Linked DNA regions of Homo sapiens: region 1 is linked to region 2. Evidence: chromatin loops called from intact Hi-C (ENCODE). Cell type or tissue: breast epithelium. All regions are shown on one strand.

The links. Hi-C counts contacts between places; a loop is a spot of excess contacts. Peaks named below come from ENCODE experiments on the same cell type or tissue, not always from the same donor. Only the 100,000 strongest peaks of a DNase experiment are listed, where the experiment ranks them.
Region 1: it touches region 2 in a loop (4-fold over the local background); 1 of 110 quality-filtered maps calls a loop at or near these places.

What each region holds. Positions count from the first base shown.
Region 1 is chr6:134,593,199-134,597,198 of GRCh38, reverse strand. No RefSeq gene overlaps it. Among named protein-coding and RNA genes, the nearest start is that of LINC03002, 55 kb to the right of the region's middle. In breast epithelium, no CTCF peak of the experiment used is centred here; no DNase peak of the experiment used is centred here.
Region 2 is chr6:134,265,779-134,269,778 of GRCh38, reverse strand. All of the region lies in intron 1 of SGK1 (serum/glucocorticoid regulated kinase 1), which reads left to right. Among named protein-coding and RNA genes, the nearest start is that of SGK1, 50 kb to the left of the region's middle. In breast epithelium, no CTCF peak of the experiment used is centred here; a DNase peak (open chromatin) is centred at 1,614; H3K27ac peaks cover 628 bases.

The sequences.
Region 1 (4,000 bases), 330 kb before region 2:
GGGGACTTGGGGGAAAGAGTGGGAGTGGGGCGAGGGATAAAAGACAACTAATACAGTGCAGTGTATACTGCTCGAGTGATGGGTGCACCAGGATCTCACAGATCACCACTAAAGAACTTACTCATGTAATCAAATACCACCTGTACCCCAATAACTTATGGAAAAATAAAATAAAATACTAAAAAAAAAGAGAATACTTAGAGCTCTACTCCAGACAAAGACATTGATTATGGAGTGTGTTGTAGTCTCAATCACAGCTTTTTTAAAAAAAGAATATGAGATTCTTCATCTTGATTAATAGCTCACAGCCCTATGTTCAAAGAAATAAGTTGTCTTCCACTATTAATAGAGTTTAGCCTCCTCTGACATGTTTATTTGAAAAGTCCCAAGTCTAGGTTATATGGATAGATGTGAGTGCAACTGCCCAGCAGGAGCCATGCAGTGTCCACACCCCAAAGGTGTGACAGGCACAATAGAGATGGAAGAATGGGGCCTGGGGTGGGGGGGTGCAGGGGTGCTAACTTCTCTCCTTCCTACGGCTTTTAGTTAAAGCTCAAAAACCCAGAATTTCTCCAAATTCCCAAAATAGGAGTACTTGCTCAGTAAATACTGTAGATTTAAATTTGATCTGAGAGTGTTTCCACTTCCACATGCCATATTTGCTTCTCCCCTGTCAAATAGCCAGTGGTGAGTACATGTGTCACTTTAAACAGCTAATAGAAGTGTCTGTCAATATGTCTGTGCCAAATGGCTCAGCAATAGCCAAGAGCTAAGAGCAAGCTCTAAATACAAATGGCTGAGTTAGGGTGGCAGCCACTGGGCAGTCAGTATATCCCTAAGTGGAGTGCCTTTCCACTCAGCATCTAGATCCACTGCGCTGCAGGCACAGTTCAGAGGAGCCCTCAGGGAGTTGCTACAAGATGAATTATCATTAGAATCCCTTGGGCTTCCTGGACAAGTTGTCTTGTGTGTAAGGCTGAAGGCATGGGTCAGCATATGAGCAGGACATTTCGCTGCTAGAAGAGTCCTCTCCTCAGAATCTTGTCCTTGCAATGCATCAACCCCACTGCCTTCGTACTTTTTTGAAATGGAGTCTCAATCTTGGCTTTTGTCACCCAGGCTGCAGTGCAGTGGCGTGATCTCGGCTGACTGCAGACTCTGCCTCCTGGGTTCGAGTGATTCTCCTGCCTCAGCCTTCGGAGTAGTAGCTGGGATTACAGGCATGTGGTACCACGCCCAGCTAATTTTTGTATTTTTTAATAGAGATGGGGTTTCACCATGTTGGCCAGGTTGGTCTCGAACTCCTGACCTCAGGTGATCCGCTCACCTTGGCCTCTCAAAGTGCTAGGATTATAGGTGTGAGCCACCGCACCTGGGCTGCCTTCCTACTTAATACCCACTCTCCAGGGAAGTCAACAATGCCTGTTTGGTGGGGAGTCAGTAGGTTCTCGACCTGAAGAAATGCTGCTGGAAAACCATCTAGCCCTTCAGTAAAGGAGGAAAAACTCACATTTCACACTGCACCCACTTGACCCACATGGGGTGAGAGCTCTGTGTCCCAGTAGAACTAAGGGTCTTGGGTACCTGCTTCCAGTCTCTGAACTTAGGACCACTTGGTACTTTAGAAGACAGAATACTGGCTCAGCAGGCTCAGGTGTAGCTCCCTGTGAGGGCTCTTTTGGGTGAACTTGCTCATTAAGTGACACTCGAAGCAACCTGTTTAGCTGAGCAGGGTCCTCTGCGTGAGCGGTTGGTGTTGACTGCCATAACTGCCTGACTTCCCTCCAACTTCCATCCTTTGTTATTGGACACATTCTAACATGAGGCCTAGACGGTCTGTCACACATGATTGTGCCATTGAACACTATATAAAGAAGCCCTTCAGAGTAGACACATGGGCTCAAAGCCCGCCCAGCCTCCTCAGGCAAGGTGTGTGCCCTGGTGCAAGGTTGCTTCCACCTGGCAATGTCATCATCACCTTCCAAAGGCTGATGCCCTGAAGCTGACTTGTGATCAGAGGGCTCTTCCTGTATTCACACAACTCCTTAGTCCTGCTTTATCTGACTCCCAACCCCTAAGCCTTGCCCTCCTTCCCAGCACCCTGCACCCAGCCCAGGTAGTCAGAAACAGGAAGTGGAGTCTGTGGTAGGAGTGTCAGGCTCCCCCTACCCTGCAGCCAGCCCCCAGCCCCCACAGAGCATGGGACGAGAGGGAGTCATGAGGACCCACCTTTAAAAACATTGTGTTGGATTTCTGTTTTTAACCTTCTTTATATTTGCTTCTTAACTTATCTCCTTTTCTTTGTCTACCTTATTCAACACATTTAATAGACACCACTGACCTCCTATTGTAGGCAAGGATCTCAGCTAGGCCCTATGAGTAACACAAAGATGGATAAAGTAGGCGCAGTGCCCTGGGAACTCACTAACTAATTTTTCTGAAAAGTTAAATAAAAATGCAGCCTTTTCCACATTGCTAAACCTGCTTTGGAGCCTGATTCACTGGATTTGACTAAAGTTTGAGTTAGACTATGAATCAAGCAGGTTCTTGAACACCAGATTGATTTCCTATGGAAGAAGAGAAGGTTTGGGAGTACAAGACCAACTAAACTGCACAAAATGAATTATAAGTCATCTGCTTTTTATTCTCTTAAACATAGAAATGTTACCAGCATTTTAAAAAGACAGCAATAATCTGAAAACAGGAAAATATGACAAGGACAAAAATTACAGGGGGAAAAGGATGCATGAGATTTTCAAGACTTTAAATTCTCAAATGATGGATTGAGGCCTATGGACATACAAGGGATTCCTACTGGAAGTACATTAGGCCAACTCAAAAAAAAAAAAAGCTATTTTTGTGTGTAACTGTAAAAAGGCCCCAATATATTGTAGGCCCCTCATCCAGGAGTGTTGCACAAGATGTAAAAGCCTGACCCAGGGTAGCAGATCATGGGCCTGTCTGCCCACATGACACACGGTTCCCTGTGTGCCTCTCGGTCATCGTCACCGAGGTGGGTCAGAGGTGACCTATGGGACATATCTGCTTCATCTCAGTTTTCTGGGCGCTTCCATTCTTTCTTGGGATGAGCCATGGGGCTGGATGTGTCAACTCCAGTTCACAAAGAAAGGACCTGTCTGTCTCCACACTGGGCCTGACCTCACAAATGTTTATTCATGAGGCTGATCAGCACGGCTCCAGCCTCTTTCTATTGCCTGTTTGTATGGAATAGTCCAGAACTTCCCTTTTTGACAAGAACATTACTCATGCTTTTCATCTTCCTAACGTAAGTTCTGCCAATGCAGTGACCATTTTTATGAGTTGGTGAAGGGTGCTCTTACACATTTTGGGGTGAACTCCCTGCTGTCCTGTGCTTTTTGCCATAGAACACCTTTTTAAAAAATTGTGATAAATCCACTTCCTTTTCTTTGACTGTGGCAAGACCAAACTTGAGCTTGTACTTCTGCAGTGACGTTAAGAAGAAAAACAAATCTCATTTAGTCACTTGTGATTTAAACACACGTACACACAAGGAGTAAAGGCCAGGTGCAGCTAGCATTTATTTCTCTGGAGTTGACAGGCTTCAGAGATGATCGTAATGTGATGACATCTTACAAATAATGCATGACCTCCACTTTTCCAGACACTGCAGCTTTATGATTGATGATCAGCTCTGCCTCCCTCACCTGTTATTATTCCCTTTGTTGAGTGCTTGTCTATGAAAAGATTTCACTTTTAAGACATGCAGTGCCTAAAATTAAGAACAGCAAACTTCATCTTCTCTTTTTTGAGCAGGGGGATGTATTTTAAATGCCTAAGGCCAGATAACTTTGATTTTAGAGGGAAGCATTGTACAACCTAGGAAGGGAAAGGCAAAGCCTGGTCTAGCTCCAGAATGGCAGAGCAGAAACTCTTCAGCCCAAAAACTGCTGAGCAGCCTCAAAGCTGCACACCTCCTCCCGGGACCCTGGCAGGAGGTACAGTACAGGTCAAGAGTTCA
Region 2 (4,000 bases):
GCTTCCAGGAGCCTTCTCCTAAATTACACTCATGCCGTAACTAACCTGCTAGCATGCACCCTCTGGGAGAGGCATAGGCATGCAGGTCTCTTACTTTCTCTCTCTCTTTTTTTTTTTTTTTGAGACAGAGTCTCACTCTTTCATCCAGGCTGGAGTGCAGTGGCACGATCTTGGCTCACTGCCACCTCCGGCTCCTGGGTTCAAGGGATTCTCCTGCCTCAGCCTCCCTAGTAGCTGGGATTACAGGTGGACGCCACCATGGTGGCTAATTTTTGTGTTTTCAGTAGAAACGGGGTTTCACCATGTTGGCCAGCCTGGTCTTTAACACCTGGCCTCAAATGATCCACCTGCCTCGGCCTCCACCTCACCTGGCCTCCCTTTTTATAATCTATTGACCTATCCAAGTAATTTCACTAGAAAACTGGGCTGACTCTCTCGAAATTGAAAGTTATTGAGGCGTCAAGTAAGCAAAGTCAGTTCTCTATAATTAAAAAAAAAAAATGCCTGTTTGGAAATTACAGAAGGCAACTTCAAGCTCTCTTGGCTTTTTAAGAGAGTCAGCTCTTCCCCCTAAAAGGACGGGGGCCAATGAGAGTAGGTGTTGCCACCTGAGTTCACACCTAAGTACCTAAACTCTCTATAATTTTCCTGTATCGGTTGATATCATTATCAGCTAAACTATTTTAAATTAATAGTAATATCTGTTTGCTCTTAGATAATAGGAAAAAACCACAAGTGGAAAATCCCTAGAAGCCAGCCAATCTCTTTAATCACATCTGGCAATTTTCTAGACTGAGGGATTGCTTTTGGATGGCTTTTTTTTTTTTTTTTTCCAAGTAAAGACATTAATAAAACCAAGGTGGACTGGATTTAGCAAAGAATTTGGTTGAATATTTTGTTTACCCACTGTTCACTCAGTTTCTGTCTAGTTAAATGAAGGGCCTTACTGGTTCACCCCGGTATCTGTAGAGGTAGTTGCTTCTAAAAGTCTGGTGTGGTTTGGAGAACAGTCTCCTATAAACCCCAAGTGAGGGAATTTTTTTTTTTTTTTTTTTTGAGACAGAGTCTCGCTCTGTCGCCCAGGCTGGAGTGCAGTGGCGCGATCTCAGCTCACTGCAAGCTCCGCCTCCCGGGTTCACGCCATTCTCCTGCCTCAGCCTCCCGAGTAGCTGGGACTACAGGCACCCTCCACTACGCCCGGCAATTTTTTTTGTATTTTTAGTAGAGACGGGGTTTCACCGTGTTAGCCAGGATGGTCTCGATCTACTGACCTCGTGATCCGCCCGCCTCCTCCCAAAGTACTGGGATTACAGGCATGAGCCACAGCGCCCGGCCTGGGAATTCTTGATTTATTCAGGATAAAGAGGATGTCTCACCCCGTCTATGTTTGTTTACAATGCGCTTCACAAACAGTTGTGTAGCTCTGAATAAAACTAGGGCCCAGGTGGCCCAGGAGGCCCAGGAGCCCAGGCTGCCGCTGGCATCCGGGCATTCGTGTTTCTCGCACACACAGCTGCTGCAGCTCTCCTCCAGCCATTGTTATGAAGGGCTCCCAAAGCCACTCACAGTCAGCTACTCCCTCCAGTAAAGCAATCCGCAGCCTGAGGAAACACAATGGGCCAGTTGTAGCTTGAATTCCCCGAGGGGCCGTGGGAGGATTTCTCTACTCAGCAGTTTTGAAGGGCACCTTGCCTAACTCCTGTGCATTCACTGGGTCGGTCCAGCCACTCTCTCAAGAGCAAGCAAACATCGTAAACTCTGTCCTTAATTGGGCCTGTAAAAATCACTTGTGAGGCTTCAAAGCTGGTGAAAAGTGTCAAGGAGTCATAAAGAAGGGACACGTTGAAGCCAGTATAAGGACTAAGCCAATGGAGACAAAACCTTTTTAAGACAAAGCATGCAGTAAAATTCAGCAACAGTCCGGTTAGAAATGTGTTGCTGGATTCATTTTTGTAAGTAACACTTTTTCTCTGATGCTTCTGGAGAAAGGGAGTATTTCTCCATATCCCTTGCTACATTCTGTGTGGACAGAGAGGGAGTATCCGATAGTATCCTGGCTCATACTGTTTAAAATTGAGCCCTCCACCCGCAATGATCCTGATCATTCATATGCTTTATTTTCCTTCTTACTTATAGTTTACTTATTTTATTAAATAAATAGTATGTCCCTTTAATAATTTTATTCTGGCCAGGTGTAATGGCTCATGTCTGTAATCCCAGAGCTTTGGGATGCCAAGGCAGGAGGATCACTTGAGACCAGGAGTTCAAGACCAGCCTGGGCAACATAATGAGACACCGTCTCTCCAAAAAATAAATAGCCGAACGTGGTGGCGCGCATCTGTAGTCCCAGGTAACTGGGAGGCTGAGGCGAGAGGATAGCTTGAGCCTAGGAGCTCTTGGTTGAAGTGAGCTATGATCGTGCCACAGCCCTCCAACAAAGGGAATAGAGTGAGACTGTATCTCTGTAAAAAAAACCAACCAAACAAACAGAAAAGTCACTATGAACATATTCAGACTGTAACATATTAAAAAAAAGAAAAAGAAAATATAAAAATAAAAAACAAAAAGAAATAAAAATAACATGAAAAAAGAATATTTAAAAAAAATTTTATTTTGTTGGCCATAACTCAAGCTCTAGAGTGCGGGTGTTCAGGGAGTCAGGGGAGATATACATTTCAAGATACAAAGATTCTTAGTCCAGGCATACAACTTACAAATATATTTGAATAGATTTATCATCTGTTTAAATCCTGTTCACAGTAACCCTAAAGTTAAATCTACTTGGCAAAAGAGACATTGAAAGTAAGCCAGAGTAAAAAGATTGATTTTAAACTACAACGTTGGAGACAAAGCAAGAACAGTTACCAGACTTCAAGCCCAAAACTATCTGAATAAGAATAATAAAAAACATTATCCATCTCTAATGAAATTGAACACTTTTTAGACTGATCAAAAACACATTTAGTACTAACATTAAGAAGATACATTCTATTGGAGTCTCAAACTTTTAAAGTTTCATTTAGACTTCCATTAATGAATCAGCGAAACATTCTTAATATACCTACTAACATGCTTAAGGGGCCCTATAGTGACAGAAATATTTAAGGAAACCCAAAATTTTAACTTTAGGATAGTAAACTCAAAAAGATATTTTATTTTTTTTGAGACAGAGTCTCCTTCTTTCACCCAGGCTGGAATGCAGTGCCATGATCTCAGGCTCACTGCAACCTCTGCCTCCGAGGTTCAAGCCGTTCTTCTGCTTCAGCCTCTGGAGCAGCTGGGGTTACGGGTGTGCACCACCACGCCCAGCTAATTTTTGTATTTTTAGGAGAGTCAGGGTTTCACCATGTTGGTCAGGCTGGTCTTGAACTCCTGAGATCAGGTGATCCACACGCCTCAGCCTCCCAAACCCAAAGTGCTGGGATTACAGGTGTGAGCCACCACAACCGGCCTCACAAAGATATTTTAAATGGCTATTGAAAAGAGTACATATAGGCCAGGTGCAGTTGCTCACGCCTGTATTACCAGCCCTTTGGGAGGCTGAGGTGGGTGGATCACCCGAGATCAGGAGTTCAAGACCGGCCTGGCCAACATAGCAAAACCCCGTCTCTACTAAAAATACAAAAATTAGCTGGGCGTGGGGGCACGGTGCCTGTAATTCCAGCCACTCAGGAGGCTGAGGGAGGAGAATCACTTGAACCAGGGAGGAGGAGGCTGCAGTGAGCTGAGATCGCGCCACTGCACTCCAGCCTGGGTGACAATCAGAGACTCCATCTTAATAAATATAAATAAATGAATAAAGAAATAAATAAATAAAGCAATTAAAAGACACTTGTGGCTGGATGTGGTAGCTCACGCCTGTAATCCCAGCATTTTGGGAGGCTGAGCTGGGAGGGGAACACTTGAGCCCAGGAGTTCTAACCAGCTTGGCTTGACCAACATGGTGAGACTCTATTTTTTAAAGAAATGTATATATATATATACATTTATGATTCTGATA